2 separate regions of the Mus musculus genome follow, and region 1 is linked to region 2. A link is a loop called in an ENCODE intact Hi-C map of the cell type or tissue named here. Cell type or tissue: heart. All regions are shown on one strand.

What was found. Hi-C counts contacts between places; a loop is a spot of excess contacts. Peaks named below come from ENCODE experiments on the same cell type or tissue, not always from the same donor. Only the 100,000 strongest peaks of a DNase experiment are listed, where the experiment ranks them.
Region 1: a loop joins it to region 2, with 4 times the contacts of the local background. A loop is called at or near these places in 2 of 42 quality-filtered maps.

The regions. Positions count from the first base shown.
Region 1 is chr7:141,866,429-141,874,428 of GRCm38, reverse strand. It overlaps Muc5b (mucin 5, subtype B, tracheobronchial), which reads right to left. Exons shown (of 49, transcript NM_028801.2): 34 at 7,417-7,673; 35 at 6,955-7,141; 36 at 6,627-6,852; 37 at 6,356-6,534; 38 at 6,205-6,274; 39 at 5,923-6,023; 40 at 5,474-5,505; 41 at 4,997-5,177; 42 at 4,571-4,675; 43 at 4,404-4,441; 44 at 4,039-4,152; 45 at 3,658-3,744; 46 at 3,436-3,558; 47 at 3,248-3,293; 2 more. The coding sequence ends at 1,859. Among named protein-coding and RNA genes, the nearest start is that of Muc5b, 31 kb to the right of the region's middle. In heart, a CTCF peak has its summit at 3,683; no DNase peak of the experiment used is centred here; H3K27me3 peaks cover 570 bases.
Region 2 is chr7:141,921,757-141,929,756 of GRCm38, reverse strand. Gm32539 (a long non-coding RNA gene) reads right to left here and starts at 5,454. Exons shown (of 3, transcript XR_378616.3): 1 at 4,976-5,454; 2 at 4,174-4,325. In heart, a CTCF peak has its summit at 4,634 (motif pointing right); a DNase peak (open chromatin) is centred at 4,626; H3K27me3 peaks cover 1,429 bases.

The sequences.
Region 1 (8,000 bases), 55 kb after region 2:
CATGGACTATTGTGTCTACTGCCCTGGCTGAAGCAGGCCTTGTTCCTGCTGAAGCAGGTTTTCATCTCTTGGTGCCTCTGTTTCCCCAGTGGGTAGAACAGTGATGGTGCATACTATATATGTGGCCATAGTGTCCCTTGACATGGAGGACCTTAACATCTGAGAGCATCCCTACCAAATGATGCTCTCGACTCCCAGTGACGGTGCCATGCCTCACTGGGAGGGGTTGAGGAATCAGCATTTTGCTGTGGCTTCATGAGGACAGGCACATGGAATTTTTTGTCCTGGAAGCCACACTCTTAGGTCAAAGGTGAGCTTAGAGAAACTGACTTCTGTATCCTCCTGCTGTCCCTCAGCACACCCACTGCCTCATCAACCGCTGGACCATGTTTGTCAATCCCCAGCATGCTGTCTGCCAGATAGACCTCACCAAGTGCATAGGAAAGGCAGGCTTACTGGCCACATCTGTGAGGGCCTGGGTGTTCCACCCCAGGCCCAGGAGCTTTGCCACACTGGGTCTGTTTGCATCCACTTCTGGGGAGCAGGGAGCAGCCCACAGCCCATAGCAGGACCCCTCTGGTTTCTTCTCCAGAAGCTTTTGGGGTCATAGCTAACCACTGTGTCTTTATCTTCCCAGGTCACGGCCCCACCATTGGCCACATTCTGTACATCTGGAGATTATCTTGTACCCTTCCTACGCAGTCCAGCCAGGACATTATCAGCCCACACTACACATGGTTTCCCCTTGTCATGTTTCCTTCTTTCCACTCCTACCTCTGGAACCCAAGCCATAGAGCCCCACATTTCCAACTCTGTAATTCCCTGCCACATGCACGGAGTGTTCTCCACTCTTAACAGAGGGCAGGAAAGAAAGGAGCAGCTGATAGCCACGTGTATAGTAAGCCAGTCATTGACAGGTATCTTAAATATAGTGCACCTGAGGAGGCAGAACAGGATGTAGGGTCCTAGCACCAATGTAGCCACAGCCTCTTGGTGTTTGAGCAGTGCAAAGCACCCTTCTCCACGTGTCTGCCCATTGCAGCCACCACACTGATGGGTGCTAGGATGGCCTCCTCAGCCCACAGGCTCCTCTGTCTGCCTAGGATGTCCTGATGCTGCCCTTGGGTTCAGTGGCTGCGAGGCTGGTGTGTGGGTCCCTGGCTTGCTTTGCTCCTGCCCATGCTCTCAGTGTCCAGCCAATGGCTAGGTACCTCTCCCCTATTCCTTTTAGACGCCTTCTCCTCCCTCGTGTTCTAGTGATAGCTCTAGCTCTGTTCCTGGCAACTTTGAACCACAAACAGGGAGCCACACAGCGTGCCCACGAAAAGACACCAGAAGAGACACACAGTGCCAGGGTTTATTGCAGCTTAGGGATGAGTGAGCACAGACCCCTCTTCAACCCCAGATCCCAGAGCCCCTCCAGCAGGCAGCCACCTTGCCTGATACAGATCCCTGGTAGCTGATCTTGCTTGGACAGTCCCATCTGCTTTTGTGAGCATGAGATGCCTGACACAGGGCTTGTTTTATGTGACAGAGGACACACAGGCTTGCTGTGGGGAGCCTTAACAGCCACAGGCTCTCACAGAGAATGAGGCCAAAACAGCCAACAGGCTCCTCAGGGCCAGATCCTCACCTGGAACCCTCCTCAAGTGGATCTTGATTGCCCCACCACCCTCTTTGATGCTGGTCTTAACAGTGGCAGGCGGAGGGTGGAGCAGAGGCAGTGAGGGCCACAGAGGGTTCTTGTGGGCCTCGGGGAGCTTGCCTGCCTAAGGTTCTCATGGTCAGTTGTGCAGGTTCTGCCCCAGGTGGAGGGACATAAGGGGTTAGGGATGCAATTGCCTTCTAGCAATGGGCTCTAGGAAGCAATCATGGAAGTCCCAGGCAGGGAGCTGCAGGCCGGGGCACAGTTGCACTCATCGATGTGGGTATAGGTGTGCTGGATGACTGTACCATCAGGACACTGCATAGTTACAGCTACATCATGGACCTTGCTCTCCTGACAGCAGGTGCACTGGCGTTCCATGGCCTGGGCCTCCATGGAGTACCTGTGGACATGGGAGGGTGCTCCTCTTAGCAGTAGAATCATTCATGGTTCTCTGTGGGCTCTTGACAGCCGCTTGACTGTCCAGCATGGCTGCTTTCTTAAACATAAAGCCTTAGCCCTCCTGGACTCTCTTTAAACCCTACTCCATCTCTCATAGCCTTCTGTGCTTCTATTCCCCTTCCATTCTGCTGATCCTGTACAGATGTTCCCTCTGGAAAGCCACCCTAAGCCCTGAAGTGAACCTCTGGCCATTTTTCCTGCCCTCTTTAACTACAGACTCTCACTGGACACTTCTTGGACACTCCCTCTTCACAGCCGACCACAGCCTGGGGCCATCTAGGGCCATCTAGGGCTAACAGAGGGATCCAATACTGCCTGATCCCTTACACATATTCAGATTCCTGCCCATGAGTCCCCAACCAAACCCCTATTTTGTGCAGAGAGCTATATGTGACCTCCTGACCCTAAGCAGGGGACAGTCTCTGTGAGACCCAAGGTGACAAGTAGCAACTAGTTTTGCTGTACTCTCATGGGAGGTTAGGTACTCACTTGGATATTCCAGAGCAGGAACCCTCGCAGAAGGTGATGTTGACCTCTGTCTCACAGCCCTTATACCGCAAGACAGTCGCATTTACGTGCACTTGACAGGTACTTGAGTCTGCAAAGTAGACAGGCCAGTGCAGGGACCCTAGACCCTTACTCGGAGCCCCTGGACCTGGTAAAGCTCACCCTCCATGATGTCAATTTGACAGGATCTAGAATCACCTAAGAGAGAAGCTCAGATTTTCTAGATTAAGTTAATTTATGAGAAAAGACCCACACTGAATGTGGCCAGACCTCCATGGGCAGGGGTCTCAGCCTGAATGGAAAGGAGAAAGTGAGCTGCCAACCAGTGTTCATCCCTCGCTGCTTCCTGGCTGCAGATATCTGCCTCTACTCTTATGGCCACGTCTCCCCACCATGGTGGGACGGCACACTCCCACCAGGAGCCAAACAAATCCTTCCTTCCTTCCTTAAAATGACTTTGTCCCATGTTTTGTCACAGCAGTGAGAGAAGTACTGACACACCTTTCATGGGTGGCCTACCCCTTCTCTCATCCTGGGACCCTGGTGGGATCTGCCATCCCGTGGGAGAAACTTGTATTGCTTTTGGTGGGAACTGGATGGAGCTGAAGGAGATAGGAGATGTCTCCAACTTACCCTCTTTTTCACAGGAGTAACAGCAGCCCGTTTTCCTTAGGGTTCCCTACAGAGCCAAGAATAGAACAAGACTGGAGCAGAGTTGGGATAGGGGAACAAGCTGTAGAAACACAGACTCCTTGGGGCAGAGCCTTTCAGGGGCATTATAAGGGTGGACCACCCAAAGGCAGGGCCTCCCAGGCACATACCGTACAGTTGGATACATCAGGGCAAGATGTGGGGATTGGGGTCAGCACATAGACTCCATTCTCAGCCATACAGTGGTATGCAGTGCAGTTGTCCACAGGACTGTTCACCCAGGTTTCATTGGGCTGGAAAGCAAATCACACAGTAGAGGTCCAGGCAGCAATCGATCCACTTGTGGCTGAGGCCTGCTCAAGGGTAGGTCTCCTTCCACCCTCTCCTATTACCTGTACCGCGTGGCCCTCTGGTGTGAGGCAGGCATTTTGCAGGCACTCCCCGCAGCACTGCTCTGGCACCAGCGTGTACTTGAAGCCCTGTGGAGACAGGAGAGATGGTCAGGTCTCTCATGTATCCCAGTCACCCTCCTAAGCACACACTTGGGGCTCTGGGCTTCCTTAACAAGAACTGCAGAAAGGTCATATCTTTCTGTGCTCCCAGGTCTTACAGCTTAGCTCACCCTGCTTCTCTTTGTTGGCTGCAGTGGTTCTCAACCTTCCTAATACAACAGCCTTTTAAAACAGACCTCAAACTGAGGGTGAACTGGAGGACTCTCAGTGATAGGCTGCCATGGGTAGCCTCTTAGGATGTTTTCTGGGCCACAGGCTCACCTGGGGACAAGAGGTGGTACAGTTCGTCTCCTTACACTCTACTTTTGGCTCTTGGTCACCATCAGAGAGGCAGGTGCATGTGTGGCAGGGACCCCCTGGGAAGGTTGTACCAACCTAGAGCAGAAGAGAAGAGTGACTCGGAAGGCAAGGCAGATATGGGTGAGCGTATCAGGTCAGGATGTGTAAGTGAATCCAGGTAGAGCCCACAGGGCCCAGATATTTTCCCTCTTAAGGGCCCAAACCCCCTCTTCACATCTGCCATCCATGGCAAGAATGTTGAGACAAGACCAGGGACCGGGGGACATGGGCTTCCCACCTACCTCAACCTACCCCTGCCATTCACCCCGTCTGGACTGAGCCCTTACCCCATAGATGGTGTCATTGTATGTACACAGCTTAGGTCCTGAAAGGAAAGGGAATTGTATATACATCTGGCAGCAGGGCACAAACCCTTGCTCCCCTGCATCCCTGGACTCCATTGCAACCAGGCTCAGTGTCCCCTCGCCCATGCTTCTGCCCCATTCCTACTTACGACAGCTGTAGCTGGGGCAGCAGCTGCTATTCTCATGGGTCTGGACCAGCTCATATCCTGGCTCACACGTGGGCAGGCTCTTGGGGCAGGTGGTTGAATTGCAAACTGTTGAGAGGAAGTTCTGTCAGGACACTGCCCATTTAGCCACCCCTCCCGTCTTCTTCCTTTCTGGAAACACTGGCCTCTGGTGTCATTCCCCACCCCCGGTACCTAGTGTGCTTCATGGTTTTTCTGGGTTTCAACAAATCCCCTCAGTCTTTGACCCTCTTGGTCCTCACCAACTCTCTGCTTTGTTAGCTCAGACCAGAGTCGCCAGCTTCATTTTTAGGTGAAAAACTGAAGCATCTTGAGCTCATCCCCCACCTCTCACATGGCCCAGTGCAGCTAAGCTAGAGTGAGACTCTTCTATGTCCCCAGGATGCTCACCACACAGTGTCTCGGGGCAGCATGGATTGTCAGCACTGGGCCAGGTCACAGTCACAAAGCCAGCTTCTGTGCACTGTGGGGGTTTATCCTGGCTCTCACACTTCACTGGCTCACACTGTACCGACACAGAGCCGGGCTCACATACACAGGCCTGACAGTTGCTGATCCAGTGTTCTCCAGGCTGAAACAGGCCAAATCAGGATCTCTGAAGGCTCTGAGGTCCTAAAGTCCCTGGCCTGTCTACCTGAACTCAACTCCAGGTCGTGGTTTACCCTAAGCAGGTTAGCTCTCTGCTGCCCAGAGTGGCAGCAGGAAGGAAGCCTAGGAGCCCAGGAGCTTCCTGGGTGAAGACTTGGCCTCCCTCCCTCCCTCCCTCCCTCCCTCCCTCCCTCCCTCCCTCCCTCCCTCCCTCCCTCCCTCCCTTCTTCATGATCTTTACTTTAGCTCAAGCAGAGGCCAGCGAGCAGCACTACTCACAAACTTGGGTAGCCCGTCTGGTCCCACGCAGGCTGGAAGGAAATGAGTAAAGTTATTACTGAAGATGCTGGGATTCAAGGTCAGGCAGAAGGGGGTTATAAGCTAAGAGGACTGTGCTCTTAGCTCTGGCTACCTGTACCCAAGCCAAGACCTCTATCTATTCTGAGGCTGTCAGGTCCCTGGGACAGTAGTAAGATTAGATGTTGAGATTCTAGCTCTTAGTGGTGAAGGTAGGCAGGTTCTCTGACCAGCCCCAAGCAGCAAAGTTTAGACAGAATGGTGGCAGACTCACAGGAGGCCTTTTGACATCTGCAGGAATTATGGCCTCACCAGGATCTTCTCTCACACTAGTCAGGCTGAACAGGATCCTGGCTTGGGAGGTGAGGAGGGACCCTATGGAGGGCAGGGGTGGGGCAGGGTTTGTCTTACGGTAGGTGAATGGCACTTACGACACTCTGACACACAGATGTCCATGCGTGAGTTGAAGAGGAGCTGGTTCTCAGGGCAGAAGCAGCCCTCTGCCAGCATCCCAGTTGTACTATCCTGGGTCCTAATGTGAGGAGGAGCAGCAGAGTATACATCAGAAATCGGGGAGTACCTCTCAGAGCCAGTTGTGAACATCCCAGGGAGTCCTGGGATGAAGGTACCCACAGGCTCAGTGTCAACTCTTCAGACATGCCTGGGAGGCCAGCTGCTACCTCCACATTCCCTGTCACTGAGGTACTACTCACCTCGAGTTGCAGGATGCTGGATGCAGGGGTCCACAGGGCCTGTACTCCTTAGTGGGTGGACAGGAGAGGTCTGTGGGCACAAAGAGTGTCATCAAACAGGTTCAGAAGAACCAAGGAAGCGGGAGCCCTAAGTTGGATGCTTCCAACTTACCACACAAGCCTCCAGTGGCATTGCGCCAGTTGGTACATACACCTTGGGCCCGGCAGAGTGCTGCATAGGCCTCCAGGCTCTGACAGAGCATGTCAGTAATATTGGCATTGCAGTGGTCACTGACACAGCTTCTGAAGAAGGCATCTGGAGGGATGAGCCTGTGGCACTCTGCGAAGACCCTATGACAGTAAGTGGTCAGGGCTGGGAGCTCAGCAGGGAGGTTGGCCAAGGGAACTACTGCCCAGCCCCACCACCCCAAAGGCCAACTCACTGGCTCAGCATCAGCTCACAGAGAGGTGCAGAGGGGCATGGGGTGGAGGTCAGTGTGCTGGACACTGGGGTCTGGGGAGTGGTGCTCGGGAGAGGGCTAGGCTGAGCTAAGCAGCTGCTGCTACTGTTCCCAGGCACCAGCCATTCTTTGGCCATGTCCTGGCAGTCAGAAGCTATGGTGCCATCAGGCCGGCGGCAGTCGTCTATCTGGCTGTTTGTGCAGGTACCTGGTGAGTAAGGCAGGGATTACATCAGCTTCCGCTGTTTCCCATAGACCTGTTTCTTCCCCCACTTACAGAACCATAATGATCCAGGTCGTGACTACTCACCACACTGGCCCTCAGTATTGCTGCTGAAATATCTGTAGGGCAACCATATCTGGAAGATGTTCCCATCAAAGGTGATGATGGTGCCAATGGTGGAAATGTTGACACTCATTGTGGTGGCCCCACTCAAGGACACGGTCACACCATTCTTACTGAAGCCTGATCGTATCCACATTTGGTCCCATATAATCTAGGGATGTCCAGAGGGAACCAATAATCAGAGGGCCAGCTAGGCAGCACGCTGCTTTGGGAGTTCCCCCTCCCAAACATTAGGGGCATTTCTATTGTCTTCCTCAGTCTAGAACTAGGAGTCATTTCTTTGCGCAGGCCAGCTCCTACAGGCCATTTCTGCAGAGGGGAGAATGTTCTTGGTCCTCGGGGCTTTTCATCTCTGTCTATGTCACCCCATATCTAGACTTCATGTTTGCAGTGTGGTATGGGAGCCATACCTATCACAAGACTCACCAGGCTCTCATCCTTCCCGCTCTCAGTGGTGCTGATGGTAAGGATAATCTCCATGGAGTTGTAGTACACACTGAGGGCACGGGGACAGGAGGTGACATTTGTGGTAGCCCCACAGTAGTAGCTGTGGGCAAGGATGCTCAGGTTACCATGGCGAGGGTGGATCTCTCTCATGAGCACGGAGGTACAGTTATCCAGGAAAGTATAGGAGGTGCCATCGAAGGTCAGGTAGTGTGAGTGCCCCCATCCACTGCAGAAGCCTATGGGAGATTACAGTTGGAGACTCACTCCCCAACCATGTTACCCAGTGCCACCTCAGGAACTAGTACCTCAAGGGAACAGTTGCTACATCTATAAAATAGGTGTCTCCCAAACTATAGTTATTGTGAATATATTGGTCTTAAAATGGGACCATTCCAAGTTACCTAGGTGTCCCTTGAACCTACTGACAGTGTACTTATAAGTGATAGAGAGACATGGAGCAGGTCATAAGAAGATGGAGGCCGAATGAAGCAATGAAGCCACAAGCCAAGGACTCCCGTAGCCCTTAACCTGCAAAGGCAGGAAGGACTCTCCCCAGCCTCCAT
Region 2 (8,000 bases):
CACAAGTGCCAAGTGGGCACAGCAGCCTGCCTCCAATTACAGCCCTCGAAGGCAGAGACAAGGGATTCCTGGGGCAAGTTGGCTAGTGAGGAGACTAGCCAAATCTAAGAGCACAATGAAAAGGCAGAAGGAAGCTGGAGGAAGACTCATAACATCAGCCGTGGGCTTTCACATGGACACACACTCATACACACACACACACACACACACACACCAGTACACACTCAGACACACACACACCTACCATACTTACATATGCAGGAAACTACTAAGAAAAAAGGAAAAAGTGGTGCAAGAAGTCAGTTGTGAGCCAGGTGAGGTGATGTACACACGTCCTCTCAACAGGCAGGAAGATCGATCGGGAGTTCAAGGTCATCCTCAACTACATTAGAGATGTCTAAAACAAACAGCCAGCAACCATCACAGTGACAAAAACTAAAGTCAAACCAAGCTGCAACAACAACACAACAACAAAAAACCAAGTTGTTCAAACCATGGTTAAGAGGAGACGATGTTCATGGTACCCCCCTCCAAATATCAAATACCTGTGAGTAAATCCAGCAAGAGATGTGTCAGAGAACTACAAAAACCGTGACAGTCTGGGAGAATTTAATTCATAACCAAAAACAGAGAAAACCGCCTCTGCCGTGGGCCAAAAACTTGGAAGTGAACACGCTAAGTCTCCCTAAATTCTCCTTTGTGCTTCGTTTTAGACGTAAGGAATGTCCTGTCCGTCTGACATGGAAGGAGTTAGGGGACATTGCTTGGGGGGGGCACTCTGAGCCACATCCTGGGCTGCTAAGACACTGATTTCTATTCCTGATGCACTTCCCGCTCTGTGCGCTGAGCTGGGTGCAATAATAGACTTCCTACTGTTGCCGCCCTCGCGCCGAGATAACCCGCTTCCCACCACGACTAGCTGCTATTTCCATCCTCCCGTTCCTAGTGTCTTATTTAGGAAGCACAAAGGCAGCTCTGTGCATTTCCACAAGTGTAGAGAACCCACAGTTCCAAGCCTGGAAAACCATTTATCTTGGGAGGGGCAGGGGACAGGCCATAGGTATAGCCATGGGACAGGGACACCTCCTGAATATGGGGCACAGGGACTAACATAAACGGAAGAGTGAACCTCCTTGGAGTCTTTGTGTCTGCATCCTCTGAAGTATTGTCCTGTGTCTTTCTCTTTTGGTGTATTTCTTTCTTGGTGTGAGTGTGTGTGTGTGTGTGTGTGTGTGTGTGTGTCTATGGATCTGTGACGTGTGAGCTGTCTGTATGCTAGTCTATGTGTATCTATGTATGCATGCCTATGTCTATGTGTCTCTGTGTGTGTTTCTCTGGGACTGTGTGTGAGACTGGGCTGTGTGAATGTATGTCTGGGTGTGTGTGACATGTGGATTGTCTGTGTACATGTCTGTGTGTGTCTATATGAGTGGTTCTCTGTCTAGTCTGTGACTGTGCAGGAGCCAGTCTAGTCTGTGACTGTGCAGGAGCCAGGACCGAGGGAGCTGTCTGCAGCTGTAGGGACACAGCTTATGTTCACATTTGGACGGAATATACAACTTGACTATTCACTGAGCCCGCCGTCAGGTCCTCACTGTATCAGTATCAGGCAAAAGTCACTACCTCCACTCTCCCAGTCACCTTCAGCCTGGCTGTCTGCCTCTCCAGGTCCTGTTACAAAGTTGGAGGCTCACGGGCAGGGGCCCATGTTTATCTACTCCCTGTCCCTACTCTAGTTGGCCTGGGTCCTAGGATGCTATCACAGGACATTTGGGAATGAGTTTAGTGAATGAGTTTGTTCTGACCCCAAATGTTCTGACCTACAAATTATCCATTTCAATAGTTGGAAGTTTAATGGCATAAGTAGCTAAATGTCTATAACACCGTCCTTTCCTTTCCTTTCTCGACACGTGCTGAGTTTTCACTTTTTGATTTATTTATGGTTTGTGGGAGGGGGTGTACATATTGTTTTGTTTTGTTGAGACAGGGGCTCACAATATAGCCTAGGATGGGTTTGAATTCATAATTCTGCTCCTTTGGCCAGGGTTACTGGTATACACTACCACATCTGGCCTAATATTTTAGAAAAAAATGTTATTACATTTTGTGTGTGCCTGTGTGTCTCTCTGTGTGTGTCTCTGTGCCTCTGTGTATGTACACACACACACACACACACACACACACACATGCCTATGTCATGGCTCATCTGCTGAGGTCAAACAATGATCTTCAAGGGTCAATTCTCTCCTTCCACCACATGGGTTCTCGTCAAACTCAGGTTGTCAGGTTTGCCAGCCCCTTCACCTGATGAGCTATCTGTGGCTCAGAGCCAGCCCACCTGACGTTTAAAATGTATATAATTTATTTAATATGTTTGGATGGTTTGCCTGAATGTATGTAAGCATGTCTGTTGCCCACAGAGGTTACAAGAGGACATCAGATCCCCTGGAACTGGAATTATAGTTGATCTAGGTGCTGGAAACTGAACCCAGGTTCTCTAGAAGAGCAAACAGTGTTCTTAACCGCTAAACCTTATCTTGCCAGTGCCACACTTAACCATTTAAATGAGCATCTATTATATGTATTTATAAGCACAGTTGTTTTCTCTTTGTCTTCTTGGCTGGCTGCCTAACCTCTGTTTTCTCCCCTTTTTTGTTGTTCATTTTCTATTGTGTCTCCTATAAATGGCATGCTGGCTTTGGTCTCTTTCCCAACACTCTCAAAGCTGAAAGTCTCAGTAGAGATTGAGGCCTGGACACTACTGTGATTCTCAGTGTTCCCATCTACTCTGCCACCTACTGAGCAGGCCCTTACATCCTTCTCCAGCTGTGGTGCTTTAAAGTAGAATTTAGATTCTTGATCTCCAGTTGGTAGAACAGTTTGGGAAGGCTTAGGAAGTGTGGGTGTATTGGAGGAGATATGTCCCTGGGGGCAGGCTTTGAATTTTCAAAAGGACTCAGTCCTCTCTCGCTGCCTCATGGTTATGGATCAAGATGTGAGCTCTTAGCTGTTTCTTTGCTCCACCATTATGGACTGTAACCCTATGAAACAGTAAGCCAAATTGCATGCTTCCTTTTATAAGTTGCCTTGGTCATGGTGTGTTATACGAGAATAAAAAGATCACTAAGACACTAGTCATCGCCATGTCAACTGAACTCTCTTTGTTCCACTTCTCATCTCAGGGGTGGGTTGCATGTTTTAATCCTGTATCTATTTTCTGGTAGCTTCCCTTCATATCTTATCATGCACCAGAAAGTATTTCTATCAACATCAGAAGTGATCCCCTGTGGTCCACCCAGTTGGGGCAACCATTCCTCCAAGGGATGATTACTCTACAGCATTTGGGACAGTCATGGTGTGATGCCAACACACACACACACACACACACACACACACACTGGTGTGTTATTGTTTTGTGGGTCATCTTAGCACCTGGGTGCAGTGCCTACCACTCTCTTGGTAGGTGGGTGTCATTAGCCAAGGTTCCCCCAGAAACAAGAAGAGTCCCATACACTGGATCAGAAAGGCCCCACATACGTATGTGTGCACTTACACCTACACACACAATGCACACATGCCAACTACACTCTGAGACCTGCATGTCTGTATGCCCACTATGTACTACACATTCATGTATGTGCACACAAAACAGATATGTATGTGTGCTACATAACCACACACACATCACAATTCATATGCACAACTATATACCCACACTCCACTACATTTGTCTATAACCACATCATGTACCTTTGTGCAGATATCTATGCTCATACATGTACATGAACTACACACATGTATACATACATACAAAGTCCCTTTGTGTACAATACCTCCACAGTATATGAGGACAAATCATGTGCCACGGCTACACAGGCATGTGGTAGACCCCTCACCTACCTCAGCCACACATATGTGCACACCCTATTGCTCACTCCCACATGGCCTGGCTCTCCTCTCTGCTCTGGCTTTGTCCTCCATGTTTCTCTGGCTTATCTCCTGAAATGCCAAGTCCTTGTGGACCCTTGATAATGCTCTGGAAATAGAGTTGAGGGATGTGGTACAGATGCTGATGGAAACAGGGTGCTGGACTCAGGTGGTCAGTTTTGTCCTCTCAGGGACAGCTATGTCTCTGTCCACTATTGCCCAGAGACTCAGAAAAGGGACACTTACTGTTAGCGCCTGAGCAGCGGCAAACGGCCACCAATTTAAAGGCTGTCCATTGTTGTCTGATGCTCCAGGAGCCCAGTGGACCACGAAGCCGTCAGTCACTGGAGGAATCTCAGCTCTGGGGATACTCTGGCCACATAAACCACCTCCAGATCCTAAAAAAGAAGGGGGTCAGGGTGCCAGTGAAGGGCAGTGCTCCTTCTTGCTGTAGGAGTAAAGCCAGGGCAGGGGAAAGAAACAGAAGATCAATAGAAAGCATTTTAAAAGGAGGGAGGAGGTGAAACTGAGAGACCTGGTGACAAAGATAGATACAGAGACAGAAAAGTCGAAAAGGTGATGGTAAGCTGGCTGGGAAGCTCAAGAGCTGGAAAACCTCATGGCCATCCTGGCTACTGTAGCCTGGCCTTCGAATCCCCTCCCTCCTTCACCCCTCTGGGGGTGCGGAGGGGGGTGGAGACTCTTGCACCTCGACCGCCAGGTGGCGCTAGAGGTCCCCTGACTTGGTTTCTGCAGGCAGGACCGGTGATTTCTGATTTCTGATCAGTGGCCTTTCTTCCCTCTTATTTGGAAACATTGTTCAGAGGAGGCTAGGGAACAATTGTGGGTGTAGGATGGGAGGATGGAGCCTTACAAGAGGCAGGCTCAACACTATGACAGCCTGCAGAAGCAAACACTCTGAGGTGCATCAAATTCAAATGGTCCTAGGAGGTGGCTGGAAGAACTTGAGAACTGGGAGCCCCTCTCTCCATTCTGTTCTTAATGTCCTCTCCCACAGAGCCAGGGTCATAGAACACAGTGTTCCCACCTGGACATCTTTTCTCCATAATCAGCTGACTGAAACAGTCACTCTTTCAGCTATATTATCTTTTCAAGGGGTTCTGAAGTCCACTCTAAAACCATGAATCACAGCCAGGTGCATCTACTTCTGTGAGGTTGTCCTCCTGCCTCTGTTGTGACGTTTTCTGGGGGAGACGTGAACAAAATGTTTGTTCACTCTAGGTAAGGTATCAAGGGCAGATCGAAGACATCCTTTCCACCCAAGTCTAGCTTGGTGAACCAAGGACTTAAAGCTTCTTTGATAGAACACAGGTTGCAGGTAGCTTCACAAAGGCATCTCTCCTCCCCAACACTTACTGCTTGCGATCTTATACAGTCTTGGTAGAGTTATGAGCTGTAGGCAGCTGGGCACCTAAAAGATGGCGCCGGCTTCCGGTACACCGTCGTAAACAATGGCACTGCGCAGGCGCTAGCCCGAATCTGGCGCCAACCCCTCCCAAGCGGGTGCATACAAATCAATCTGCTGGCAGACTGACCAATCCCAGGAGGACACATAGCTCTCCCCAGTGCTGGGGTGTATATAAGCAGTCCTCCCTGGCTTTCCCGGGTTCCCGTAGCATCGAGGTGTTCCTGAAATAAAGAAGGCTGTTGAGAAGAATCCGACCGTGTTGTGTTTTTCTTGCTGGACGAGGTGAGCACAACAATGGCCCTATGAATTGCCACAGACTATCCCCCTTTTGGGTCTCCTATCTGTGTGGAACGGGTCTCTGGTTGCAGGTGGACAAGGAGTCAGCGAATGACAAACAGAAGCGACGCAAGAGATTGTGCAGAATCTGAATGCAATTTGTCAAATCAAGCATCAAGCTTTTTATACAGAAGAAAATAGGGAAGTTGGGTGACACAACTTTGGCAAGGTACAAAGAGGTTACTGGATTCTTACACAAAACAGAGGAATGTAAACACAAAAGTACTGGCAGGAACCAACTGGGATAAAATTCAATGTTAACAACTGGGATCAAAAACAGCTCCACCTAAGGTCCACTTAATCTTAGAAGCCAGGGTCAAGGGCTTCATGCCCTTGCCATAGTTCTTATTCTAGTCTATTGTATAGTCCACCTTCCCCCTAGGCCATTGTAAATACTTGTGTATGGGTGTAACTCAGCTATCTATACTTCTAAGTATCTACTCTGGTTCCTTCTTAGATCACAAACTTCCTTCTTCCTAGATAATGGTAAATTCCTGTGTAGGGCAGTGACTTAGCTATCCATGCCCAGGGTCGATCAAGGACTGCCTAAAATCTAACTTAGCTATATGTCAAAATATCAATCCTTAAGAGCACTTGTAATAAAGCAATATTAAAGGAAAGCACACAGATCTGTTTACCAACTAAAGCAAGGACATTGGAGCATTCTTTATACAGGATGCCACGATTCCAGGAGACTAAGTGTCCATGAACTTTTCGCCTCAGGACAGCGCCCAGGTTTTCGGGGCCTGTCGAGCTTGTCACTACTGGAGTAGATGTAGCAGTGAATTGCAGAGTTTTATCTGCATTGTCAGCCTCCTGAAGCTCCTGAGTCTTGGGAGCCTCCCACCTCTTTCCAGGATAAAATGTTCTAGTTCCCATGATGTATGTGCCTGACCAGTTTACAAGGAAGTTAGTTGAATTCTGAGTCCTTTGTCTGTGCTGTTCAGTAAATAGTGTTTCCCTGTAAACAAACTCAAAGATTGGGGTCAGTCCCCAGCACCCATGTAAAACGCTGAGCACTGGGGCTGGAGAGATGGCTCAGTGGGCAGGAGCACTGGCTGCTCTTCCAGGCGGCTTGATTTCAGTTCCCAGCACCCACATGGCAGCTCATAACTGTCTGCAATTCCAGTCCCAGGGGATTTTACTCTCTTTTCTGACTTCTGTGGATACTGTTTCACATGGTTTATACAAATCAAGTGGGCAAACACTCATACACATTTAAAAATAGAAAAACTAAACATGATGCTGTAAATTTGTAATCTCAGAGCTGGGAAGGCAGAAACAGGAGGATCCCCAAGGCTTGCTGACTGGCCAGTCTCGGCCATTTGGCAAGTTTCAGACCAGCGAGAGGCTTTGTCTGAAAAGACTGTGGAGGTGTCTCTGTGGACAAAGCACTTGCACACAAGCATGCAGACCTGTGTTCAAATACCCAGAACCCATACAAAGCTGAGCACAGAAACTCACTCCTACAATCCTGGCACTCCTAATGTGTGATGGGTGGCAGAGACAGGAAGGGTCAGAAGCTTACAGAGCTAGCTGGAAGTATGTAGCAGAGAAATGACAGAGACAATGTCTCAAGGCATTGTCCAAACGATGTCAAGGACAGACATATGAGGTTGTCGTGTGATTCCTGCTCTCCTGTTATAGCATGTATGTGATCACACCCAGACTTATGAATAAGCACACACATACATACACACACACACACACACACACACACACACACACACACACACACACACGAAGGGAGAAGAAACACAAGGTTTTGGGTTTTGTTATTGTTTTGTTATGCGGGGTGTGAGGCTCTTGTGAGGAGTGAGAAGCAGCTAAGCTTCCCTAAGCTATCTGTGCATGGATGTTAGCTATCTGTGCAGCCTCTCAGCCCTGTATGTAAGAATCTACTCATCTGTGAGAAGGGATATTTCTGCCAGATTCCAAGATGACTAATATTAGTGCTGGTGCCTAGGACTGTGGAGACTGCCTTTATCCATGATGAGTTTTATCTGTCTGTCCATCCATCCATCTATTTCTTTATTTTTAGTATATATATATATATATATATATATATATATATTTGGGAATGTGTGTGCCATGGTCTTGGCAACAAGTGCTTTTTGTCCCCCTGAGATGTCCTGACAACTCCTAAGACTGGGTCTTGCTGAATGAGCAAGAGATTTCCAGGCAGAAGGTAGTGGAGAAAGACTTAAAAGCAGAGAAATAAAGGAACAAGAAGAGTTTAATGGTCACTAGAAAGGGAAAGGCACCTCAGGCCACAGGCAAAAATCAGTACAAAAACAAGGCAAGCTAG